Linked DNA regions of Homo sapiens: region 1 is linked to region 2. A link is a loop called in an ENCODE intact Hi-C map of the cell type or tissue named here. Cell type or tissue: Calu3. All regions are shown on one strand. Each heading gives the region's core, and the rest is flanking DNA. Links, peaks and the distances in the headings are about the cores only.

What was found. Peaks named below come from ENCODE experiments on the same cell type or tissue, not always from the same donor. Only the 100,000 strongest peaks of a DNase experiment are listed, where the experiment ranks them.
Region 1: it touches region 2 in a loop (4-fold over the local background); 2 of 110 quality-filtered maps call a loop at or near these places.

What each region holds. Positions count from the first base shown.
Region 1 is chr7:27,342,877-27,349,552 of GRCh38, reverse strand. LOC107986733 (a long non-coding RNA gene) reads left to right here and starts at 2,783. Exons shown (of 3, transcript XR_001745009.1): 1 at 2,783-2,843. In Calu3, for the core only: no CTCF peak of the experiment used is centred there; a DNase peak (open chromatin) is centred at 2,442.
Region 2 is chr7:27,417,046-27,423,721 of GRCh38, reverse strand. No RefSeq gene overlaps it. Among named protein-coding and RNA genes, the nearest start is that of EVX1-AS, 170 kb to the right of the region's middle. In Calu3, for the core only: no CTCF peak of the experiment used is centred there; a DNase peak (open chromatin) is centred at 3,741.

The sequences.
Region 1 (6,676 bases), core at 1,425-3,924, 73 kb after region 2:
TATATCTACCCCAAGCAGATATAAATGTGACTGACTCCACAGGGCATGTCCTTAGTGGTGAGTGGATACTGAGTGGGGCTGGCAGCTGGGGGGCCATCGTGAGGGTGGTAGAAAAAGACTGGACCAGGGTTGTGGGATCCCAAGGTCATGGTCATGTTCTTTCCCTACCGCACCTCCTCCCTGCTGTGTGCTTCCTTGTCATAGATGGACTCCATTCAGTTCCCACTTACCAGCTGCCCCCCTCTCCAACCCTTGGTTCCCTTTAATTTTGTGCGTTTTCTCCAGCTTGGGCGTAAGCCACTGTCCTTCCTCTACCCCCATTTCTTTCCCTTTCTCTTCCCTTCTGAATTCCAGGGCTTCCCCCACCCGTGATTATCTCCCTTCTCCTGTGCTAAGGTCTGGACTGAGATTGATTCTCAGCTATGCCCATCTGACAGACGGAGACAGACCACTTGTCCATACAGTATGGCATTTCCCAAGCCATTCCTACTGGCTTGCACTATCTTTTTACATTCAAATATCCACTTCTCCCTACTAAAAAAGCAAAAAAAAAAAAAAAAGCTCTGCTAGATTCCTTTTGACTTTTATTATTCTATTCTCAAATATTTGGGACCTAATCACTTAGACTTCAATTGAATTTGACTTTTCCAGATTTTCATCAAATCACTTGATATTTTCTATCTAACACTGAACCCTGTATTTTTAAAAGCCACATCACCTGGCTCCTGGATCTTAGTGACATTCTAAAGATTCACTTGAAAACAGAGTTTTTTCAGCACAAATGTGAACTCATTTGATTCTGTTAGTCACCCTACAAAGGAGACAGGTAAAATGGGTATTATCATTATTCCCATTTCTACTGATGAAGAAATGGAGGCTATGACAATTCAAGTCACCTGTCCCAAAACATACTGCTGGTAAAGGAAGTAGCCCAAATTTATACCCAGGTCTCCTGTAACACCATGACACACCACACTGCTTCTCAAAGGCCTATTACAGATGACATCCATTATAGTGAAACATTTGGAATAACTTTTAGGTGACACTTATTTGTAATGGAAATAGATATTCTAAAGAATCAATACTAAATCAGGATATCAAATAGATGGCATTATAATCTTGGTCCCACTGAAGGTATTCATCTGTAGGTTTTATTATTATTATTATTTTGAATTTAGGAACATTGACACCTTTATTATAATAACTTTTTTAGGATGACTGGGTTTTGGGGCATTTCTCTGAAATAGCACCTTATTAATCATGAATGGAGTCTTGATTTTTATTTTAATCATGTGCCCAGACATGGAGGGAAAAACGGAGAAACTTCCAGATTCTTGAGGCCAACTTTTTATCCCGTTATTAGAACTCCTTTCTCGTGAGGCATCGTAAGGCAGAAAGAGGACTCTCCTGGCTGCGAAGTGAGACAGAAGGACTCAAGCCACTTCACTTGAGGCCTTTCCTAGTCCTACCTTCGTTTAAACACACACACTCACAACCTCTTTTGATTTACACTGCTGTAGCCCAACTGTTTGGGAAAGCTGATGTTGTGGAATCCCTAAGTCATCTGTGACCTAGGTCACTAAAGACAGGAGCAATTTAGTAAAAGTATTAATTGAAAGTCTCCTGACAAGCCCTGCTCCTTCAGATAAAGTTACACATCAAACCCACACAGGCCGCCAGGCTATTCTGAGCAGGCTGAGATTTTCAATATCTCATAAACAGGCCCTTCAATCACTACAATCTAATAAGGCTATAATCATCATTGACACTATAATGATTAAAATGAATAAAACCCATTAAGAAAAGTCATGTTGAGTTATTAAAAGTTTCGCTCTGTGTGATATGTAATCTTTTATCCATTTTTTATGATGAAATCTGTAACCATCTATCCACGAAAGACCATTAATTTACTGCTCTGTGGATGTTACCATGCTCTTTAGTTTAACAGCTTATCATTGATTTCTTGAGGGAGATATTACATTTGGAGAAATACACATGGAACAAAAGCCCGAATGTTGCTCTAAATTTCCCACTGACAGAATGATCAAAGTATTTGGGTCTGGTCTGCAGCTCGGGGCTAGGGAACAAGTTTTCTAGAGCAGAGCAAGCCCTCTGGCTACCAGGCAGCAGATACATGTTTTCAGGCATCACAAATGCTTCTAAGGAAAGGTCATGTGCACCATGGCGGGAGGGGGGGAACAATAAAATGTCCATTAACCGGAGCCTAGTTAACTGGCTTATTGGCATCTATTAGAAACAAATTGCAAACAAAACTGATCCTATTATAAACTTCTCCTCCTCCCGTCGGTCAAGGGCAGTCTCTGATTGGTTCAGAAGAGGCCCCAACAAATACAGCGTTGTCAGATGGCTCCTTTATTTGCAAGGAGAAGATTGGGTTTCTGCCAGCAGCAGTCTCCAGCCCTGACTAGCAGAGAACTTACAGAGTTGGGAGGGATACGTGGCCCCGTCCCACAGAAACAGCACTGGAAAGGTGACTAATGTACTCCGGCCCGCATTCTTTCAACAGGGACTTTTTCCCCTAAGCAAACAGCAATAAAAAAATCTGAATAGAAGAATGTGGACACAGTGCTGAGCTAAGTGGTGGGGGAGCCCGATTCTTAATGTGTACTTTTTCTTATAAAAAAAACTCTGCTTCAATATCTTTACTGCTCATCTCCTGTTTAATCTTATTAACAGTAAAACCTAAAAAGATTCTGTGAAGCCAAGAAGAGGGTGTTGTCTTTAAAGGCATTCTTCATTTTTCCTGAAATGATTAATAAATCTATTTGCTAGCCTTCTTCGGCTGCCTCTCACTGAACAGACTTGCCAGTGTTTTCCAGCAGGTAAGGACAACACCCACACCACAAGGCAAAAATGGTGGGCTTATGTTTTATCAGATTTCCTTATTTTCCAGATTTGCTTCCATCATTGAGGTCCTGCTGGGTTTGGGGGGGCTTTTTTTCCACCTTATCTAAATAATATTAGGTTATAAACGTCATTCATAACATACTATCTCTTTTACTAAGGGAAGCCTGTTTTTACCAAAATAATCAAATATTCTTTATAATCCTCCCCTTTAAAAGAAAATAGAAAATTCCATTTGTAAGGTTTAAGTATAGTTCAAAGCGCAGCTAACAGACATCGATTTTTTTCAATCTTTGGAGAGTTAATTTAAGCCTACAACATTCCATCATGTAAGACAAAATGGTTGCTAAATGAAATTAAAAGGCAAATCCTCCAAGAATAAAAAGGAAATCGTTCTTTATATAATACATCATTAACCTGTGGAAATAACTGCTTCGGGGCATGATTGAGGCTAACAGCTTAGTAAAAATGTGTAAATGATGTAATACTTCTACAGATAAGAATGGCATTAGCGATTGTGAATTCTAAGAATGTTCACTTTCTGTGCACACACTCGTACCACAGTTGGAGTCGGGAGGACACTTCACAGGCCATTGCCATGCTTCTGCAATTGTTGGTGACACATAAACAGAGCGGTATCCCGTGTACGTACAATTAATGTTTTCTGCTGTTCTCATACCTTCATCTCACTTTTAACTATATTGATATCAACTGTGGTTCAAAGTGAAAATGGAATTGGGTAAATTATTTGTCCATTTCCATGAGGCAAGCCTTTATTTCCCCTCAATTTTTGGGAGGAGGGGATCAAGATGAAATGCACTATAAATGGTCATATGACTATGTCTAAAGACCCTTAAGAGAATTACAAAATTACTTAAGCATTCTGATCAAAAAGGACTGATATCTCGAAGAAAATTGTGCATGTGTGTGTATCTGTATATAACATAAAGTAAAATAAATAAGCCAGAGTGGGAGATAAGGAAATTCAGTACATCAAAGAAGGCTCCTTTTAGTCTATCTTCAGAGAAGGTGAAATTGACTGTTAAAATACCTATAAAAAATTTTAAAGACATTCCTGAATTTTAATTTATCATCATGGTATTAAAAATATAGCTCTTTCTAACCACGGAGGCACTGAAGATTTTGTGACATGAAAGTTTTCCTGGTGTTAATTTGAGCCTTTAATTAATTATAACCTTTTAGAAGGGGGCTGTATAACTGCCACAAAAAAAAAGGTTACATAGAGATGATGAAAAAATAAGACTCATTGCAGATTTTTAGTGAAGCTGCGCATTGGTGAGCTGTGGTTCTCAAGTGATGAGTCAGCACTTCTGTGATTGCAGGTGGAAAGAGCAATAAAATCTTGCTGAGTTTAGTTATTGAAATTATATGGTTTCATAAATAGTATAATGTTGTTCTCAGCAGGTAAATTTTATATTTTAATGACATCTGTATTATAACACATACAAATTCTCAAGCTCAAGGTCAACAGAGCCTTCTTCAATATGAGCAGCTGGAGCCCAGCACTGAGGCTGGAAATGAATAATTCAAGCTCTGAAGTGCTGAGGGCGTGGGAAGAGAAACTGAGATCACAGTAACTTATTAATTAGGAAAAAAGATATTTTCCTGGTAGGCCATTTGGAGGTATAGGAAATATGCAGGTGTGAGTGAGTGAGAATGTTGTATAGATGACTAAGCTTTCTAATGAGGTAACAGAACTGAGTGAAGATTTTGCTATAATGAAGAGGCAAGCCTGCTGTAGAAATGAAGCGCTTTGGATTTCAGCTTTAACTATGTTAAAATACAAGTCAAGTGCTCCTTAATTAGAACCAATATACTCCTGTTCACCTGATCACCTTTAAGCCCAGGTAACCACATTTGCACATCTAAACTCCCTCCTGAACTTATTAACTTAAAAAAAAAATGCCTGAAGAGACTAACTTTGTTTGGGTTGTTACTAAATCAGCTTTGTTTCATTGAAAAGCCTGCTCATTAGCTGTAATCCTTCCAGCTGTTTTCCCTTAGAGCCTCTGCAGGTCTACTGCCAAGACTGGTGTGGAGATTTTTGCTTGGATAAATGGCACATTATTGCTCCTCTTTCAAAACATCTCTATACCACAGGGTGACTATAGTTAATAACAATGTACTATACACTTGAAAATTGGAAAGAGAATAGATTTTAAGTGTTCTCACCACAAATAAATAAGTATGTGAAGCCATGGATATGTTAATCGGCTTGATTTAGCCATTCCACAATGTATACATATTTTGAATGTCATGTTGCACACCATAAATGCATACAACTTTTATTTACCAATTAAAATTCATTAATTTAATTAAATCTCCCTCATGTATGAACCACTTAGTAATTTACAACGCACTTTCCTTTGCATCACATTGTATTGAATCCTCACAGCAAATTCTGAGGTAGACAAATCTCTATTTTACAGATGATAAAACTAAGATCCAGAAAAGCTGATTCATTACTTAAGGTCAAACAGGTAATCGTTGAAGTCCAGGAACACATTTAGGTCTTCTCTCTCCAAATCTGCCTCTCTCCTTACCATACCAAACTTCACAGTAGCAATGTTGAACACTGCGTGATGCTCAGTAACCATTTTAAAGTCATAACACAGTAGTTTGTCATTGCTAAACCTTTTATGGGTTGTGTTTCTTTAGACATTACAGAAAGTGTTTTAAGAGCCGCTGCTCGTTTACTCTGGTTATCCCAAGACAAACAGTGTGGGCGATGGAAGCTAACCTGACTGGTGGTCTGCCCAATAGTTATCCCCTCTGCCTTTCTTTCCTGAGAGAGCCCTGATTTTGTTTGGAGACCTCCCTTTCTCTATGTCATTCATAGTAAAGCCTGAATAGACCAAGCTAAGCAAGGTAATGCTGTCTTCTATCAGTGACTGGTTTAGGAAGGAGGCTGCAACACAATTCTGGCCAGTGAAATGCAAGAGAGACTACCAGAGGCCTTCTCAGGAAAGTTTCCTTAGTTTTAAAGAGAAGCACATTACGAAACATTCCCTCTTCTTCTTCTTCTTCTTCTTTTTTTTTTTTTTTTTTTTTGAGACGGAGTCTTGCTCTGTTGCCCAGGCTGGAGTGCAGCGGCATGATCTTGGCTCACTACAACCTCCGCCTCCCAGGTTCAAGTGATTCTCCTGCCTCAGCCTCCCGAGTAGCTGGGATTACAGGCACACGCCACCATGCCCAACTATTTTTTCTATTTTTAGGAGAGATGGGGTTTCACCAGGTTGGCCAGGCTGGTCTTGAACTCCTGACCTTAAGTGATCCGCCTGCCTCAGCCTCCCAAAGTGCTGGGATTACAGGCGTGAGCCATTGCGCCCAGCTGACCCTCCCTCTTCTTTTAATGAGTAGCATCATCTCATGACCATGAGAAGAGCTAGCCTCAGGAAGAAGCTGATCCACTGAGAATGACAGAGATGGTGGGAAGCCAGGTCCCTGATGAAAAGCTGATGGATTAATCAACCCTAGAGCCACCATGCCCCGGGACTTCTTGTTACAGAAGAAAAGAAAATTCCCTTATTGTTTAAAACAGTTGAGTTGGAGTTTCCTGCTACTTACAGCCAAGCATCTAACAGAAAATTTGTCCAGGTGAACAAGTTGGATACGTATCTCAATTTAAGGCCATTTAAAGTTATGCTACAATCAGCTGAAAAGATCTTAAATTGCCTAACAACTGTAGGATATTATTATATCCATTAGGTGCTCCAGCTTTCCTAAAAATATACTTATTTTTATTTTCACAAATAAAAAGCACCTGAAAGACCATACATAAAATCATCTC
Region 2 (6,676 bases), core at 2,211-4,710:
CCGGCAAAGACTCCACTGCAGGGTCCAGCTGTCTTACACACACTTGCACAGGCACGCTGGCAGAGCACAGCCACATCAAACAGATGAGTGCTCCTCCATCTCCCTGCTTCTTACGTTCACATTTGGCCACTAATCATTAATTCATCCACAAGAGTTTACTGGGAAGCTACCATGTACCAGGCCCTAAACCAGGGACTGATGAGCACAAACAGCTCCTCTACGCCCACACTGGCAAACGTTCAGGTGTTCACAGCTTCTGGTCGGCTGACGATGACTCACCTTGCTTTCCAGAGCTGTTTTATTTTCTTCATTGTTAGTATATAGTAATGGTTATCGTAGATGGGGACGCTCTGTCTGAACTTGATCTATTCTCCTGCATGATTAGTGGACACTCTTTGTTGCTTGGTGGAGAAAAAGCAGCCACAAAAGTCATGTCCTCATTTTGGTCCTCAGTTTCTTTCCTTTTCTTTTTCTTTCTTTTTTTTTTTTTTTTTTTTTTTTTTTTTTTGAGACAGGGTCTGGCTCTATTGCCCAGGCTAGAGTACAGTGGTGCAATCACAGCTCACTGCAGCCTAGACCTCCTGGGCTCAATCTACCCTCCCATCTCAACCTCCTGAGTAGCTAGGACTACAGGTGTGTGCCACCGTGGCCAGCTAATTTTTGGGTGTTTTTTTTTTTTTTTTTTTTTGTAGAGATGGGGTTTTGCCATGTTGCCCAGACTGGTCTTAAATTCCTGGGCTCAAGTGATCCGCCAGCCTCGGCCTCCCAAACTCCTGGGATTACAAGTGTGACCCACCGTGCCCAGCCAGTCCTCAATTTATCTGTATTATGGCTGAGCACACCAGGTGGTCAACAAAGCCAGCACCTGGCAGCAAGAGTAGGCTAAACTCCTGCGCAGTCTTGATTCAGCAGTTTTGAAGCCATTCCTTGCAGTTCTTTGCTCAGGGGCCTCCCTCCAATCCACTCGGAGACTCACATTGAGTAGGATACAGAAATCACTGCACATGGCGCTCCTCCCCACTGAATGCTTCATTATAACCCAACAGGAAAGAAGTTTAAACTAAACAAATGCTCTCTTTCCTTTTCTTCCCCCACCCATCAGTCTCTGTCATCTTGATAGAGAAAATATGGCTGTTAATAGCCTGCAGTGGAACAAACATTTGCATGACTGTTACCTCAGAGCCCATAATTCTGAGCTAATTGGCTGATGGTGCTTAAAATGATTAAGTGATTGTAATTTATATGATTAACCAATTAAACCATCCTCCAGTGATTGGTTCAGGGTAGGCCTTGAGATGTGCGCTTGTCTCTCAGCATGAAGGCCAACGCCGCCGTACAGTATTAAATGTTCTTCCAAATGCTGAGTTGTTCCTCTGACCAGCAGGTAAAATCCTTTACACTGGGTGGTTAAATTTGATCATGTTCAGTGAATGGCTACCAAAAACTCAGTGACTGGCATAAAAGTGGGAGACAGGGCAATGATTCTTTAAGAATAACATAAAGGGACAAAGTGGCTGTGTTGTTTCCTAGAACCACGGTTGTTAGTTGAAAATAGCCCAATTCCATAAAAGTGAAAGACACAGTTAAGACTGAAAACTTGGGAACCATGTTGTTCCATTCCAGCCCTGGGCTGGGCCACTTAGCAGCTGTGTTGTGTGATCAGGTTATCGAACCCCTTGAAGCCTGTGGATTCCTCTCCTATGAAACAATACTCTTACTTACCTCTTAGGATTATTAGAAAGATCAAGTAAGGCTATGCATATTATAATCCCAATAAATATTAGTGGCCGTTATTGTTGTTCATTTTGTTATGACTCTATTGCTCCACTGGAATATAAGCTCCAAAGACATCCTCACTTTTCTATTCCTGGTGATCAGGAAGGCGCCTGGCACATAACAGGGACTCAAAAATATGTGTGGATGATTGAAATGATCATAGTGAACACAGAGCATTAAACTCACACTGGGCACTGTTCAAAATGCTTTACATTCATGAACATGGGCAATCCTTGCAACACGTCCATGACAAGGAGGTACTGTTGTTACCCTCTGCATTTTAGAGGTTAGGAAACTAAGGTAGTGAGAGGTAAATTAATTTGCCCAAGTTCCCACTACATGTGGGAGGTGGATTTGAATTGAGGCCTACATTATGGCACCTTTGTAACTAATAAGTAGGAGGATGTTTAGACATGTCCCACTATCCAAAGTAAAATGTCATTGCCAAATGGGAATAAGAAAAGAAAATGTTTTGGTTCCTTGCATTTGGTAGAAGAAACAAACTGGGTTAAGTTGCCAGTGATGAATTTCAGGGACTTGTCAAATTTGGCGAATGAAATAAGGAAGAACTAACTTGAGTTCTCAGAACCAACCAGACAGGTAGGCCGAAAGCAGAAATTGAACATATTATTTGTTAATTTGTTAGGTAAACTCCATTTCACTGTAATCCACGTAGGGCTTCCCCTACCACTGTGCCTGCTACCAGCAGCCATGTTACTTTCCCCGTGCCCCAGGCTAAACATACCACCTTCTTCCCGAGACTTCCCCAGCTCTTTAACCACTGAGAGATCTGGAAAGCCCAGCTGGTGGCTAGTTTGTTCAAAAGCATAAAGAGAGGCAAGTAACTGGCATCCCCATTCTGGAAGTTGTGGCCAACATACCAAAGGCAGGATCTCGTGGGTATCTCTCTCCCAGGCCTCTTCTAGTCATTAAATGTCAGCACAATAAAGATAGCAAGTGTTCTGCTTCCATTTACAGCATAATGTGCAGTTGTGCCATGGGTACTACCAGGGATGAGAGGTATTATACTGCTGCTGCTACCTACTGCAATAAACATGGGTGTGAGGCCAGCTGGAATTTCCCCAACAGAACTGAACACTTTATCAGTTCAATAGCATCTGACTCGATCCACTTTCCTTTTTCATTCTACAACTCCCCTTCCTTTTCTCCCCTTTCATCCTGGCCAGGATTTATCTCTTTCTCCTCCCTCTTGTCTTCCTTCCTTTCCTCTCTCTCTCTCTTTCTTCCTTACCCATTTCTTAAACATGAATGCTTAATCTACCTATTTTCTTTCTTTCTTTCTTTTTTTTAAATAGAGACAGGGTTTCACTTTGTTGCCCAGGCTGGAGTGCAGTGGCACGATCATGGCTCGCTGCAGCCTTGAACTCTTGGGCTTGAGGGATCCTCCAGGCTCAGCTTCTTAAGTAGCTGGGACTATAGATGTGCACCACGGTTCCTGGCTTCTACCTATTTTCATGGGACAAACTATAGTTCATTTTGATGAATATGGCCATTCAGAAGTGATTGGAGTATGCATGCTATGGAAGTTGAAATTTTTATTGTTAACCTAAAATTAATTCCACTTTCTTTCAACATGGATTCTTAGTGTTATGTTAGTGTGACTTTACCTAGGTTCTTTTTTTTTTAACTTTATTTTCTCTTACAAAATTAATATATGTTCATATTAGAAATGTTATGAAATACAGAAAAAGAAAAAATAAAAATCGCTCTGGCATATCTCCTAATCTTTATTCTTCCCTTAAATCCTCCTAAACTAAAAAATGAAAAAAAAATTTTTTTAAACCTGAAAGATTGTGCTCCATGTGCATGTGTGTGCATAAGAGGAAGGACAGGTTTTGGAGAAAGGCCCTTTGTGATTCACTGGGCTTGAAGAAATATATCAAGATATTTGACAAGTTTAAATTATGACTGGGTTCCCACAATACTGACCTCTGGATCCCTGATCTTTCCCAGTGTTTAGGGAAACCATTTGCTGGCTATGGCTCAGGAGAGAGAGAAACCCAAGCTGTGGACTTGGCAGGTCAAAGCTATTCAATTCATCTCTAAATCTTTACAAATCCAAGAAATTCCCTGAAGTCATCATTTACTCTAAACTTGTCCATTGCTTTTTGTAAAGGAGAGGAAAGAACCTTGCTTTGGTTAAACATCAGCTCCTATGAAACCAAGCGTTGAAAGGGGGCAGAGTCCATAATTGATTTTCTGACAGGTTATAAAATATTAAAAGATGGGAAAGTTTTAAAACTAATTTTTAGGTATCCATCTGAAGCCATGTCCAGTTGGCCCGCAGGATCAATGAAACAACATTATAGAGAAATGCTGAACTCATACTCTCCTAGTTAATCTATATTTCAAAGATGAGATTGAGCTCTTAAATGACCTACACACAGAGTGAGCTGATTCCCAGTTTAAGCCTCCCATTTGGAACCTTGGTTGCAAAGATTAACTATTTCAAGGCAATGAAAGTCAACACACCCCTGCAGTCTTGGCATGGTGGGAAGGTGGGAGAGAATTCAGACAAACCATGGAAAACAGGGCAAGTAAAGACCAACTGGGTCTTAATGATGATATAATGTCGACTTCTTGGGATGATTTTTGGCTTTTTATTTTATATATTGTGGTGTACTTCTTGCTTTGCAGGAGACATGGGACACAGCCTTTATCTATTCCTGGAGGTCCCCTCAAGCGTAGCATCTAGCCCATTTGAACTGACTGCTAAAATAAAATTACATATGCTGAGTGGCTTATATACAACAGAAATTTATTTCTCACAGTTCCCACAGACCTTGAAGTCCACATTGAAGGCAGATTGAGTGTCTGGTGAGGGCTTGCTTACGGCTCCTGGGTGGGACCTTCTTGCTATGTCCTCGCATGGAAAAGGAACACTCTGGTTGCTTCAGCCACTTGTAAGGGCTCTAATCCCATTCTTGAGGGGTCCACCTTCATGACCAAACCACCTCCTCAAACCTCATCTAATACCATTACATTGGGGAGTAGCTTTCAACACATGAATTTTGCAGGAATATGTTCAGTCCATAGCAGGTGGCATTATGGAAATTTGTCTGACCTTATGTGCAAATAAAGTCTATCCTAACAAGGGTGGGAGTGTCTTTTAGTTTCTTTAGCTCCATCTCCACGAGGAAGTCTTACCCGAGGAGCACAGGAATTCAGGAAGTAGCAGGGTTTCAGGCACAGGATATGAATCAGGGATATGACCTTAGGACTTCCAGTTCTGTCTTGACCACTATCGTCAAGTGGCCTTGAAGCAAAGGGGAAAATTCTGGACTGAGGTAAATTTGGATGGGGATACCATCTAAGCATTTCTGGAAACTATCTCTTTTTCTTCTCTCTCAGGCTGGGCCTACCTAGAATGCATTCTACCTTGTCAACGTCCTGACCCTCTCAGAAGGTTCTCCAGTAGTTTCTAAATCAGCCTTCCCTGTGGTTTCTGGCCATCGCTCATTGACCTCTCCATGACTTTGGGGACTCCTCACACTTGGGCCCAGTATTTAGATGCTCTTTCCTCCTCTTCCCATAACCCCCCACCTCTACTCCCTCATTTCATGCTCCCCTCCCTCCCCATCCCCAGGACCATAAGCTCCTTGAAAGCAGGGATTGGGCCTAGCTCAGTTCTACTCCCAAAACCGAGTACAACTCCTGGCACCATGACCCTCTGACTATGTTTGGTCATTTATTTTCTTTTCTAGCTCCCTATCTAGAGTGTAAGCTTGGCAAAGGCAGATCTTGCCAGATTTGTTCACCTCTCTCTCCCGGGGTCTAGAAGAGTGCCTGGCGCATAGCAGATCCTCAGCACACACTTACTGATGGAAGAACAGGCCAGCTGAGGCACAATGCACAGCAGATGTGTGAGCGGGGTACTATGGGGATGTAGTTCCAGAAGCCATTTGTTTTTAAAGGCTTGAAAGGAATGTTGAGAAAGACTTAGCTGAAGAGTTGGAACTGGATCTGAACTTTAAAGGCTCAGTGAGCCTCTGTGGCTTAAAGGTGAGGAACTGCACAATAGCCAAGATTTGGAAGCAACCTAAGTGTCCATCAGCAGATGAATGGAGAAAGAAAATGTGGTACATGCAGAATGGAGTACTATCCAGCCATAAAAAAGAATGAGATCCTGTCATTCGCAACAACTTGGATGGAACTGGAGGTCATTACATTAAGTGAAATAAGCCAGGCACAGAAAGACAAACATCATATGTTCTCACTTATTTGTGGGATCTAAAAGTCAAATCAATTGAGCCCATGGAGACTGAGAATGAAAGGATGGCTACCAGAGGCTGGAAGGGATAGTGGGGAGTTAGGGGGAGGTGGGGATGGTTAATGGGTACAAAAAATAGAATGAATGAATAAGGCCTTGTATTTGATAGCACAACAGCGTGGCTACAGTCAATAATAATTTAATTGTACATTTAAAAATAACTAAAAGAGTATAATTGGATTGTTTGTAACACAAAGTATAAATCCTTGAGGTGATGAATACCCCATTTACTCTGATGTGATTATTACATGCTACATGCCTGTATCAAAACATCTCATGTACCCCATAAATATATATACCTACTATGTACTCACAAAAATTAATTTTTAAAAAGTCAGGGCCGGGCGCGGTAGCTCACGCTTGTAATCCCAGCACCTTGGGAGGCCGAGGCGGGCAGATCACGAGGTCAGGAGATCGAGACCACGGTGAAACCCCGTCTCTACTAAAAATACAAAAAAGTAACCGGGCGTGGTGGCGGGCGCCTGTAGTCCCAGCTACTTGGAGAGGCTGAGGCAGGAGAATGGCGTGAACCCGGGCGGCGGAGCTTGCAGTCAGCCGAGATCATGCCACTGCACTCCAGCCTGGGTGACAGAGCGAGACTCCGTCTCA